2 separate regions of the Homo sapiens genome follow, and region 2 is linked to region 1. Evidence: chromatin contacts called from ENCODE Hi-C or POLR2A ChIA-PET data. All regions are on one chromosome and are shown on one strand. The core of a region is the stretch at or near the end of the contact, and the rest is flanking DNA. Distances in the headings are between cores, read along the strand shown. Region 1 holds the start of LINC02685 (long intergenic non-protein coding RNA 2685). Region 2 overlaps LOC105376650 (a long non-coding RNA gene).

Region 1 (6,606 bases), core at 2,133-4,632:
CTACCCAGAGAGAAACCGCATGTATAGACACACATGCAACACCTCTGGGAGGACTTCGTCTTCTTAAATTGCAACATTAAGCACTTTCCTCCCACTCTGGTCACCTTCACTTGCTATTCCAAGTCAATTCAATTCAACGGATGCTGGAGGTAGCCATACTGCTCTGTAGCATGCTGGGTTCCGGGGGTGCGGCCGGAAGTGAGGTGCACTGGAACCTGGTGCCTGCCCTCTTACCCACCTAAAGGTTGGCTGCAGTGTGAAAGCCTAGCATCTGTTGAATTGAGTTAACTTGGAATAGCAAGTAAAGGTGACCAGAGTGGAAGGAAAGTGCTTTAGTCCATGCTTTAGTCTCCTCAGACCTGGCCCTTCCTGCCGAAGACACCCCTGGGCCTCATAAATAAGTCCTCCTTTTTTGCTGAACCCAGCTTGAGTGACTTCCTCTGATTCAAAATTCCAGAGTCCAATCAGTACAGCCCTACCTCCCTCCAGTCCAAGAAAACACCCTGATGAGAAACCCCCCACCCCACAGGGCTCATTTGTCAGAAAGGCTGAGAGAGAGAAAGGGCTGAGCACAGCAGCGGTGGTCTCTCAAGGTTCTGGGGGAAGAAGTGGGCTCTGTGACCTGGGGAGCCACCTTTAAGTATTATGCAGTGGCTGGAGCTTGTGCTTGCTTTGATTAGAACAATTTCTAAAAACTTGATCCCAAGATGGAGCCCTCACTGTAGGTGCTTAATCATAACCCAACGTGGTTCACATTTATTCAGCTTTTGAAATACACAAATTGCCTTATCACCCCTCTGGGAAGCCTTGCTGGACCGTCCCACCAGGCCGGATCTATCTTTCTCTTCCCTGCGTCTTGGACACCATTCCGCTGAGGCTGTCACGCTCTCTCAAGATAAGCAGGCTGTGTGCAGAGGGAAGAGCGAGATAAGGCTGGGTTCAAATCCCAGCTCTATTGCCCATTCTCGTTGGTAAAATGGGGGTGAAAATCTCTCCCTTGTAGGGTCATTTTAAGAATATTATGATACTGTGTATCGGCGAGTTCAGCACAAAGCCAGGCACTTAGTCACATCTCAAAAGCAGCTTTACTACTGGTAGCATGGTCTGTTTAGATGCTTTTATCTTCACTACCTCATGTGAGTGCTTCGAAAACAGACAAGAGCTGTTTTACAGCTGTTGTCTTGTATTGAACAGTGCCTGGTGTACAGTAAATACCTGTTCAGTCACCGATACTGCATTTTGGATCCATGAACTTCCTTAAGCATCCCAACAAGTCATGAAATCAACACGGTGGCATTCTGCCTGGGCCCTGAATGGGAGGAGTCCCCAGGTCTAGCTGAACCCAAGCCCAGGTCTACTCTCCAGTTGCCCAAGTTGTATTTCTGCTCAAGACTGAATTAATCCCAATCTCACTGGATGTGAATTAAGCGCGGGACTTCGTATTCTGCTTGGACAATACCCATTACTGACTGGGGTTTCTCAGTGGGGGACTGAGCCAAGCAGGAGATGGGGTGGGGATGGGGGGACATGGTAGCTTTCCCTAGAGGAAGCCCAGCCTTGGCCTGGCCCAACTGGCCAAGGAGTGCTTTGCTGAGTTATGGGGGTTCAGTGCTCAAAGTTCCAGGGGAGTCTGGGCCCCCAAGATTCTCAGAATCATCTGCCCAATTATCCCCACCTGAGGTCTCAGCATCCCACTCTCTGCCCAGCAGGGTTCTTGGCTTTGGCTGAGATCTGGCCAAGCTATGCCCTCCTTCTCCTTCACAACCCTGTGACCCTCCTGCCCCCAATTCCATGCCGAGCCTGATATTCAGTACAGGATACCCTTTGGCTGCAGAAGGAGAGAGTGTCTTACAACAGCACTATGGGGATTTTGTTCTTCACTGCATGGCCTGAGTTAACAGTGGATCAACCTGAGCCTGCTGTTTTCTTCCTTTAAGGCTTCCAGAGCAGTTAGCCGCCAGCCAGCCTCACCATCCCTGTAAGGCCCATCGCCCCTGGATTGTTTAGATGCTAGTGCTTTCATCTGATCCCCCACCCCACCAACACCTGTACCTCTTCCCAGCCCAGCACAGGGACAGTCTTAATCACCGTAATACCAGGGTGGCCACCATCACACGTCCCACGACAACAGGGCCCTCATTGCACATCACCAAGTGACCCAGCTCCAGAATGCCCTCCTGTAGTGGCGTTCTCAGGGCTGCGACTCTCTTAGCTTAAGATCCCCCCAAAGTAGAACCCGATGCCAAGGCTTGTGTACAGGGAGTTTATTTTGGAAGTCATTCTAGGGACCAGAAATGAGGGACGAACAGGAGTGGGAAACAAGAGAGAGCAGAAGAGCCAAGATAACGGTGCATTATTAGGTCACTGCCGTGGGTGGCTGGGGCTCAGCCCTGCCAGGACCTTCCAAGCAGTGCACAGAGGGACCTTATGGGTCAGATGACGGCCTGGCAGAAGCATTCACCTGGTGGCGCCTGTGCACCCCAGATTGAGGCTGGCTCAGTGGAAGCAACTTCCCTCCACAAGTCCTCCGGCTGAGCCCGCTTCTGCCAACCTTGTGTTGGGGCGCTGCGGAAGCCCCTGGGCAGAAAATGAAAACTGCCTCATGCTGACAGGAGGCGAGGTGCTGGTGGTGCAAAGGGAGCTGAAGCCCGCCCGGAACTGCTTGCCACAGCATGGCTGGAAATAGAGTTGTAGCCGTGCACGCGGCAGGCGGCGTTCAGAAGGAATCTGGTGCATTCTCTCGTAGTTATGAAAACAGGCTCTGGAGCCAGGCTGTCTTGATTCCAATCCTTCTGCTGTGCTTCCTTTCCTTCCACTTACAGAAGGGGGAATACTAAGAAGAAAGTACTTTATAGGGTTGTTATGAAGTAAATGAGAAAATTCATGCAAGATGCTTGTAATAGTGCCTGGCACATAATAAATACTCAATTAAGAGGGGCTTCTAATATCCCCATTTTACAGTTGAGGAAACTAAGATACATATTTTTTGAGGGATGAGGAGAAAGGGGACAAAGAAAGGGAGGGAAGGATTTTGAGTAGATCCCGCTCAAACCTCCAGAGAAGCGGAGGCCCTGGCTCTCTCAGCGTTTCTATGTCCTCTTCCCCTATCACAGGAGAGGCCTAAGGATGGGCAGCAAAGGCTTTCTTCCCCAAACAGGCATTCAAGCTTCCTCTGCTCCAGCTACAGGGTCCGTGGGTTCCTTGTGATGTCACAGCTGGTTGCTATGGAGACCAGGTTGCTGTGAATGTCAGTCCGAGGCCCATTAGGAGCACAGTGAACAGCAGCCCAGGCGAGCCCAGGGAGGCAAGAAAATGAGGCTCCCCGTGAGGTCTAATAAACACCTCTCGCCACACCCCAAACACATAGACACGCAATAGAGCCCATAGGTCCTGAGTGAGTCCCCCTGGCCCACCCCATTCAGCTGAGATCTGACAACATATGTTTGGGGACAAACAGCCCCAGCAGCCAGGAGCAGGCCACATCATACATAGTCAGCATCAGCCATGGTCCCCTCCCACTCTCCTGGGGGAAAAAGGTGCTTTACAGGCAGCGTGGCATCCGAGCATCCCCATGGCGATGCTGAGGTCAGACCTCACTGTGGTGATCTCACGCTGGGGCCACCGGACTCAGGCCAGGCTGGGAGTAGGCTGTCTAGCCATTGCTGGCTGTCATTGTCACCAAGGGAAGGGGAGAAGCTGTGAAGAGTTGCTCTGGAAAAAACAAATCTGCTCATAGGACAATGGGTCTGGGTGAACCTATCCCGGCCCTCTTGGCTGCTGGGCCAGGGCCTGGTTTTTCACAGGGCACCATTGAGACCACAGGAAGTGGCTTCCTGCCTCTGAAGACAGCACACAACTGCCCTAGAAAGCGCTCTTGTCACCCCTGCTGTGAGTCCCCCAGTGGGTTGCTTTGAGAGCCTTTCCTTTTACTGTGTATGGGGAAAATCTTCTGGGGGGATTGGCAGAGGTGGGGGGAAGCACCCTATGCCCTTCTCTGGATCGCAGGGTATCCTCCCTCCATGCTCTGGCGAGGCACTGACCACCCCCTTCCCCAGGGCTGAGCCAGACTCCAGGCAGCCTCCAGCCACCCGTGCCTCCGGTTCACCCCTGCCTGCCTGCCCGCCTGCTGCTGTCCTCAGCCAAGCCCTTCTGCATTCCCCGGCTCGAGGCCCCACTGTACTACCTGCCTAGTTGGGACACTTTTGCAGGAGGGACTGTCGCCTTTCTTTTGCTGGACTTTTATTTTTTTGAGACAGAGTCTTGCTCTGTTGCCCAGGCTGGAGTGCAATTGCACAATCTCGGCTCATTGCAAGCTCCGCCTCCCAGGTTCAAGTGATTCTCCTGCCTCAGCCTCCCTAGTTGCTAAGACTACAGGTGCGTGTCCACTATATCTGGCTAATTTTTTCATTTGTTTTTTGTTTTTTGAGACAGAGTTTCACTCTTGTCACCCAGGCTGGAGTGCAGTGGTGCAATCTCGGCTCCCTGCAATCTCCGTCTCCCAGGTTCGAGCTATTCTCCTGCCTCAGCCTCCCGAGTAGCTAGGATTACAGGCGCCCACCACCACACCATGCTAATTTTGTATTTTTAGTAGAGATGGGGTTTCACCATGTTGGCCAGGCTGGTGTCAAACTCCTGACCTCAAGTGATCTGCCCGCCTCGGCCTCCAAAAGTGCTGGGATTACAGGCGTGAGCCACCGCGTCCCGCCTGGACTTTCTTAAGAAACAGTTACTCCCAACCTACAGCTTGACCTCATAGCTGGGCCCTTCATCCTGCTGATGGGCAGTGTAGGGAGACAGGAAACACAGAGGCGTCTGGGAGGCAAACCTCATTGCCACCCCTTTCTAGAGACGTGGCCTTGGGCAAGTCACGTCCCCTCTCTGAGACTCTTGTTTTCTCAGGGTCATTGTGAGGATTAGATGGCCCCGTAAGTGTTCACCCCTTTCTTCCCAATCCTGCATCTGGACCCCAGATGCCACCTCCCACGTCAGAGGCCCTGCATCCATGCTCTGCATCTCTGGCTGCCCTCACCACACATGTGTTGCTCTGCCCAGGCCCCTCAAGGCTGGTGGTGTTCTTACACCTTGCTTTTGCTGACTCAGTGGATGTGTCTAGGTACCACCAGTCCCGACCCCGTTCTGTAGGTCTCTTCTAGAAAGGAGAGCCACCAAGAGCCTATGCCCTGCTCTGTGTTAGGATCTGTGTCAGACATTTCACACCCATTATTCTAATGAACTCTCACCCCAAGCCCAGCACAGAGTGATCACTAGTCCCATTTTAGGGATGAAAAAATTGAGACAGAAGTAAAATGACCTGCCGGGCGCGGTGGTTCATGCCTGTAATCCAAGCATTTTGGGAGGCCAAGGTGGGTAGATCACGAGGTCAGGAGTTTAAGACCAGCCTGGCCAACATGGTGAAACCCCGTCTCTACTAAAAGTACAAAAATTAGCTGGGCATGGTGGCACATGCCTTGTAATCCCAGCTACTTGGGAGGCTGAGGCAGGAGAATTGCTTGAATGGGGACCCGGGGGGCGGGGGTTGCAGTGAGCCAAGATCGCGCCACTGCACTCCAGCCTGGGCTACAGAGGACAGGGAGACTCAGCCCGGAAAAAAAAAAAAAAAAAGTAAAATGGCCTGCCGAGGTCACATGGCAACTATAGCTACCATTGACCAAGCATTTTCTCCTTGTTGAGTTTTATGCTAAAATGCTTCACACTTATCATTTCACTATAAAGTAGGAAGTTAAGCGCCTGAACTCTGGAGCCAGCCTGCCTGGGTTTGAATCCTGCCTCTGCCTCTTACTAGCTGTGTGACCTTGAGCAAGTTATTTAATCTTTCTGTGCCTTGGAGTCCTTATCTGTAAAATAAGATAGCAACAATTCCTCCCTTATAAGGTTGTCATGAGGAAGAAATTAGGGATAAAGTGCTTAAAGTCATGTCTGGCACGAAGTAAATGCTATATAGTGTTTCTTTTTTTTTCTTTTCTTTTCTTTTAAAAAGGTGAGGAAAGCCTCACAACAGCTCTTAGGGTAGAGTACTACTGTTAGTTGCATGTTAGGGAGTAAACAGGCACAGAGAGATGAGTTCACATACTTGAGGTCACACAGCTTATACATGGCAGGGCTGGGATTAGAGCCCAGGGTTCATTGTATCAGGAGCTGTGCTGGTCCCATTTTGCCATCCACCCTGCAGGAGAGGACAGCAGGAGTCCTGCCAGAGGGTAAGGTCCATGGCAACTAAGAACCAGAAGGGAGTGCTGCCCCACCCACAGACCCCGGCTGGGGCTGGGTCGGGGCACAAGGACTCAGTGGCTGGTGGAGGAGGGAGAGAAAGGAGTAGCCGGCTGAGGCTCGCCAGGATCCTAGCAACCAAAATTCCTGCTCCAGCTGAGAAGGAAGCATGGCCGGGCTGAGCTGCCACAGAGCTAGGCTCTGGGTCACCACCAAAGCCCCATGCTTCTTGCCTAGATTGAGCTTGAGCCCTTGTAAATCCTTGCATTTATCAATAGTACATTCCATGAATGGGGTTCTTATTTCCAACTCTGTGACCTTAGGCAAGCAGCTTGACCTTGCTGGACCATGTGTCATGAGGTTGTTATGGGGCATGAG
Region 2 (6,606 bases), core at 1,872-4,371, 56 kb after region 1:
GCCCTAGGCCAGGCCTCAAAGTTCCAGCCCACGTCAGCCCAGGTCCAGGATGCAGCTGGGCTCATGCAAGAGGAAGAGCTTACGCTGGTGGTGGGGAGTTGGGGAGCAGCCAGTCCACTGTTCTAGACAAAGGAGCTGGCCTGAGACGTGTTCCTCAGGAGACCCCACCACCAGTCACAGCAGCAACACAGTGGAAAGATGCTGTGTGGCCCCAGGACCGGGTCTGCAGCCCCATTCGACAGCTGAAGAAACAGAAGCAAAAGGCAGAGCTGGCCTGCTCTGGAAGGCTGGTGTTTTGAGAGCCAGGTTGTACTCGCCAGCTGGGCATACCTGTGTCCACACACATAGACCCACAAACACAACCTTACATGGTTCTACATGGTTATGAGAGATTCAGACATACATGCTGTTATGTGAGTAGGACAGAGACACAGACACACGCCATCCAACAGGACACTGTCTCTTATGAGGATGTGACATTCAAACATGTCATTCTACACAAGTCACACACACACAAAGCTGAGGACATATCCATTGATGTTTCTGCCCTCACTTCCCAGATAATTGTGCTGAAAAATAGAAACACCTGCACCCTACCAAGCTATTACCCGGCAGCGGCAGGAGCAGGCTAATTAAGCCTTCACAGGAGGCTGGCATTTTCCTGGCAGCCCTGCTGCCCCTCGCTGCCAGGGTGGCCGCCAGCCCGAGTGGCCTTTGTGATGAGCCCCAGGGGGCACACGGCCCAGCCTGTCTCCCTCTCCTCCCTCTCTGGGCCCTGAAATGATTCTGCATCTTGTTCTCCCAAAGGATGCCTCTTGGGCCAATGGCCTGCTTATGAAGATGGCTAGAATGAAACCCTCCCTGAAGCTTGAGGCCTGGATCAGCAGAGACCCTCCCAAAGTTCCCAGTTCTCTGACTGGAGGACATTTGAGGGACCTAAGTTAGCTGTGGACATGAGTGATGGATGCCCTCGGCTGTTCTCTGCCTATTCCAAGGGCTTAACTCCATCCCTCTGGCCAGAATGGGACTCAGTTTCCCCTTCTTGCCACCCTGGGCTTGGTTCTTGGCCATTCTCTCTCACACATTCACCTCTCAGCCACCCTGGACTTCCTGCTCTTCTTCCAATACGCCAAGCTCATGCCTGCCTCAGGGCCTTTGCACCTGCCCTGTTTTCTGTCTGAAACCCTCCCTTCCTTCCAGGTCTTTGCCTGTTCCTCTCATCATTCAGGTCTCAGCTCAAATGGCACCTCCTTAGGAAGCCCGCCCTGACCCACCTAGTTAAAATCTCTCCTCCAGGTGCGCCCCTCAGTTTTTTCTTAATTCAGTGGTTTTCAGCCCTGGCTGCTTGTTAGAATCACCAGGGGAGCTTTTAAAAATAACGGTGCCAGGGCATTGTGTAGGCTAATTAAGAATCTCTGGGATGTGGGTCGTGCATGCTGCCATTATTTTAAAAAACCCTATGTGGTTTGAATGTGCAGTCAGGACTAAGACATCTTGGTCCAGACACTTTTTGGTCAGCAAGAGAAAAGGCCGAATTTTGCAATCCCCTCCCTTCAGTGCTCTCTCCCTAATAGCTCTGTGATATGGGAACTATTATCACACCCATTTTACAGACCAGGAAACTGAGGCTGTAAGTCAGAGAAGTAAAGTACCCAAAGTCACACAGCTGGGAAACTGTAGAACTGGGAATTTAACCCAAGCACCATGGCTCTGGAGTCTGCCTCTTAATCCCAACACTTGGCTGCAGTTGTTTTATTAAATCTCACAACCACTCCATGACACGACATTTTAAAGATGGGGAACCATGGCTCAGAGAGTCAGGAGACATGACCAAGGTCACACAGCCAGGATTCAAACCCAGGTCAGGCCGACTCTAAAGCAGGGGTGTCCAATCTTTTGGCTTCCCTGGGCTACACTGTAAGAAAAAGAATTGTCTTGGGCCATACATAAAATATATGAATACTAACAATAGCTGATGAGCTGAAAAAAAAATTACAAAAAAAAAAATCTTAATGTTTTAAGAAAGGAAGGTTCAGGAATTCGTGTTGGGCCATATTCAAAACCGTCCTGGGAGGCATGTGGCCCGCGGGCTGTGGATTGGACAAGCTTGCTCTAAAGCATAGGAATTTGTGTTGGGCCATATTCAAAGCCTTCCTGGGTTGCATGTGGCCCGCGGACTGTGGATTGGACAGCTTGGCAGCAAGGCAGACCATATCAAATGAGGTCTGGGCCTGAAAACACATCACAACTTCACCCAAGGACCCAGCCTTCCTCTTGGGAAGCATCATCTCTCCCCAGCCTCCCAAGCCCCTTCTCTTTTCCCATCTCTATCACGCCCATTGCCTGGCTGTTTCCTGCTCTGCTGTAAAGCTACATCTCCCAGGAGGATGTGCAGAGTTGCTCTAAAGCATAGAGTACAGGACACAGGGAAGGGACAACTTCATGATCTCTCACGTCCTCATTTCTCCACCTTTTGGGAACCAGCCTCAGGGGGAATGGAGCAGATGGAAGGTTGGCACTAGAGCATGGATCTACTCACTTGCTGCCCATGAATTAATTTCACAGTAGAATAAGTGGCATTGTATATAGCCCTTGTGTGGCAGCCACTGTTCTAGGTATTTTACATATATTGGCTTGACCCTCAAAGAAACCGTATACTCTTCCTCTTTATTTTAGTGACAAGTAATAGGCACACAGAGAATTAAGCAACTCACCCCAAAGCTGCACAGCTAATCATGCAGAGCTAAGATCTGAACTCACGCAGGCTGGTTCCAGAGTCTGTGCTCTCAGTTCCTGCACCATACTCTCCCTCTCAGCTGCCTTGCTTATTGAACTGCGTGAAGCTCACTTTTCTCCCCTATGAATGGGTATAATAGTGCCTACCTCGGATGGAAAATTAGAGGACAAACCCAGAACATGATTGCACAGGCAGGCCCTGGCACAGGGAGGTGCAGAGTAGGCATTTGGTAAGGGAGGTCACTGGACAGCTGGGAGATCATGGACAGCCAGGATGTCACCCCTTCAGCAACCAGCCTGGAGACTTATATACAGTAGGTGCTGAACTGACATGCAACGCGGATGAAGGTGGTGACATTTGGAGGCCACCAGGCTGCAGTTTCCCCAGAGAGGTTCAGGGCTCAGCAGCCCCTTGGGATCTCGAGCTCAGCAAGAGGACCTTTAAATGCCTAGAGACTGCCTACGTGCGTCACCGCTGTCTTCCATTAACGCATAATTGCTCTTGCAGGCGAGTAGCTATGCTCACTAGGGTCAGATTTACAGCAGAGCAGGAAACAGCCAGGCAACGGGCATGACAGAGATGGGAAAAGAGAAGGGGCTTGTGTGGCTGGGGAGAGATGACAATTCCAAAGAAGAAGGCTGGGTCCTTGGGTGAAGTTGTGATGTGTTTTCAGGCCCAGACCTCATTTGATATGGTCCGCCTTGCTGCCCCCACAAAGCACATCGGGGAAATGCCAGCATTTGAGCCTCCAAGCTACATCTCCCAGGAAGATGTGAAAATGTATCCCCTGAATGGGCAGTACTAGGATTAAAGATTTTCTTATGAGTCTCTGTAATGTTCTCCTTATCTATGTAATATCACTGAAATCTGCAACAAGTCATCAAAGACATCCCGTCTGGAAGGTGTGATGGCAGCTTTTTCATTTCAAGGCTCTGGCTTCCTCTCCCGGGAGCTAAGCCCCATGCACACTACTAGGCGTATTGTTCATCACTCCAGCCCTTCAAAGAGATCTCCAAAAGTGCACACACAATCTGCAAGCTGCCGAGTGACCCCTTCACTCACGTGCACCCCACAGATGCCTTAGAGGTTAGGGAAGATCACTGTGCCTCAAATGTGCCATATTTTCTCCTACCACCTTGCCTGGGCACCACCTGTTCCCTCTGCTGGGATGTTCTTGGTCTAGCCACCGTGGCAAATTTCTCCTGGTCCTGCAAGGCTCAGCTCAAGTACTACTTATTTTGCAAAACCTTCCCCAAAGGGGCAGCCTGAATCTCTAAGAAGCCGGGCCAGAGCTCTTAGAGTTATCTTCTCTCGTGTCTGTGTCCCAAGATCAACTGTCCATCCACAGAGCAGCTGATGTAGCCAAACAGTGGTTCTCAAAGTGAGGTCCCAGGACCAGCAACATTACCTTCATCGTTACCTGGGACCTTGTTGGAAATGCTGGATCTCTGCCCCACACCCCAGACTTACTGAATCAGGAACTCTGGGTGTGGGGGCCGGCAACCTGTCCTTCAACAAGCCCTCTAGGTGAGTCTGATACATGCTCAAATTTAAGAACAACTTTGGAAGGGGGATAAGGTGAATTTGGGTATGACTCATCCAGGACAAATATTAGGTTGGTGCAAGAGTAATTGCAGTTGTTGCCATTAAAAGTAATGGCATTACTTTTTGCCATTTAAAGTAATGGCATTAAAAGTACTTTTAATGGTGACAACTGCAATTACTTTTGCACCAACCTGATAACACAAAAAGCAACGACAACAAACGCTACCTACAGGACCATGAGCTAGATGCGTGCCAGGCACTTTACCTGCACTGATTCTTCACAGCAATGCATGAAGAAGATACCCATTACATAGACGAGAAAACTGAGGCTCAGACAGTCACTCATTTCCCTAGGAAACAACTAAGAAGTGATGGCTCCAGCTGCAAACCAACCCCAGTCTAACTACAAAGCCCGTGTGCTATCACAGAAAAACTGTGCGATTTGGAGATTCAAAGGAGGGAGAGACCACATCCAAGTCAGGTTTTTCCTGAATTTTATATTTTCAAAGTATGGTTTTGAAAGATCAAATAATGCTTAAAAAAAAAAAAAGCAAGCTCTTGTTCCTTCCTACCCTTCTCTCATCTCTGCTCTCAGAAGTGACTACTTTCAACTCTTTTAGCTACTTTTTTAGGTATTTACTTCCATACTTTAAAATATCTGTCTTGTATTATTTCTTGTTTCATCGGTTTTAGACTCCACCTCTTGACTTACACTGGATAAGGACTTTTGATCATGAACACCCCCTGTCCCAGGATCACCATGTAATCTTGGGATACATCGGTTCACCTTGTAAACACCATAGATTCATATATGATCTAGATAATTTTCCTTTCAATGGCAGCAAAACTTCTTGAGGGCCTGTGTCTCTAGTTGCCCACAGGTGCTATAAGGGCTAAGGGTAGCTTTTCCCTGCTGCTGTCCCCTCCCAACAGAATTAAATCTCCATTTTTTAAATTAAATTCATAGTCAATGTTTTATAATTGTGACCAAATAAATATTACTAACAGTAGAACCAAGTCATTTGCTACTGATGCTCACTTTCTTGGACTTTTTGTTTTTCCTAGAGCTGATAATTGTTGTGGTCCATTTTCCTGGCTCCTGTGATGTCCTTTTTCTTAGTTGCCTCTTTATAGAATGTCCTAGAATCATCATGAGTTCCATCGTTCCATAGTGAGTTCTCCCTGAAGATTCTCCAGTACCTTCATTCCTCCTGACTGTATGAAATACCCCAGCATCATCCTACAAATCCATATGACCACTTTAGATCACATTCAGCTTTAAGCAGCTTACATAAGAGAGAAGTTTTTGTTTGTTTGCCTTTGGTCCATATCAAGAAACTTAAAATTCAGAGACATGTCCCGGGTGGGCATAGAAGGCCCACGACCATCAAGGACCCAGGCTCCTTCCATCTAGCTGCTTCACTACCCTTAATATCAGCCTCCTAACTCATGGTTCACTGTGGCTGCTTGAGCTCCAACCATTATGTCTGCATTCCAGCCATGAGAAAGAAGAGTACTTCCACTGTATGTAAAACTACATCTTGAAAGTTGCACATGTCATTTTTGTTTGTACTCCTATGTTCACAGCTTAGACACATGGCTATACCTAGCTGCAAGAAAGGCCAGGAAATGTAATCTTTATTCTGAGTGGCTACATTCTCAGCAGAAAAAGTGGAAATCTGAGATCAGGTAAAAAAGGGGAACTGAGAGTTGGGGCAACTGGCAGGCTTGGCCACACCCCCTTTTGCTATAGTTCATTTGAACTTGCATGTCAGCTTCACACCTTTGTTGAGAATATGTGGTGGCCTCTTCCTACATTTCTGGGACCTTTTCTCCACTCTTGCCTTCATTCATTGTGCTTTGGGCACCCCACACTCCTCTGGCCTTGGGGGCCTCCCACACACTGTGCCTCTGCTGGCAGTGACTCCCTGAGAGCCACCTATCCTGGATGCAATGCCTCCCACTCATCCTCCGGTCTTCAGATGAAATGACAGCTCCCCAGAGAATCTTCCCATATCCCAAAGGGTCAGGGTCTGTTAGATGGTCTCACAGCCTTCTGACCCTCTTTGTTACAGCATCCATTGCAATTGTAATTGGTGATTGAGTTGTGTGATCAGTTGTTCACTCACTGTCTCTCTTGCTAGACTATGAGCTCTTGAGGATGGGGCCACCTCTGTCATGTGCATCCACCTGACATGTGGAAGCACAATAAACATTTGTGGCATGAACAGTTGCCTCTTCCTGAATCACACATCCTAACCCCCTTATCCTTCCAGATCAACTAAATGCCCCCTCCTCCAGGAGGTCTTCCTGTGCTCCCTCTG

What was found. Hi-C counts contacts between places; a loop is a spot of excess contacts on that map. ChIA-PET counts read pairs that join two places held with the same protein, here RNA polymerase II (POLR2A). Pooled maps may share reads with other maps.
Region 2: a map of naive thymus-derived CD4-positive, alpha-beta T cell shows a loop between it and region 1 (1.8-fold over the local background). The contact joins the enhancer-like site here to the promoter of LINC02685 in region 1. A Hi-C loop is called at or near these places in 4 of 168 maps with a recorded cell type or tissue (PC-3, endothelial cell of umbilical vein, gastrocnemius medialis and 1 more) and 3 of 50 pooled maps. POLR2A ChIA-PET finds 5 or more read pairs at or near these places in 3 of 52 experiments (AG04450, PC-9 and Panc1).

Annotation. Positions count from the first base shown.
Region 1 is chr11:44,970,520-44,977,125 of GRCh38, forward strand. LINC02685 (long intergenic non-protein coding RNA 2685) reads left to right here and starts at 3,383. Exons shown (of 4, transcript NR_026681.1): 1 at 3,383-3,888; 2 at 4,277-4,374. It overlaps LOC105376649 (a long non-coding RNA gene), which reads right to left and starts at 3,881. Exons shown (of 2, transcript XR_931236.3): 1 at 3,053-3,881; 2 at 2,250-2,833. RefSeq lists enhancers at 3,957-4,602, 5,831-6,606.
Region 2 is chr11:45,026,355-45,032,960 of GRCh38, forward strand. All of the region lies in intron 1 of LOC105376650 (a long non-coding RNA gene), which reads left to right. Among named protein-coding and RNA genes, the nearest start is that of LINC02685, 56 kb to the left of the region's middle. Within about 2 kb of position 3,122, at least 3 of the 41 ENCODE cell types and tissues checked have a DNase peak (open chromatin) inside an H3K27ac peak, as active enhancers do.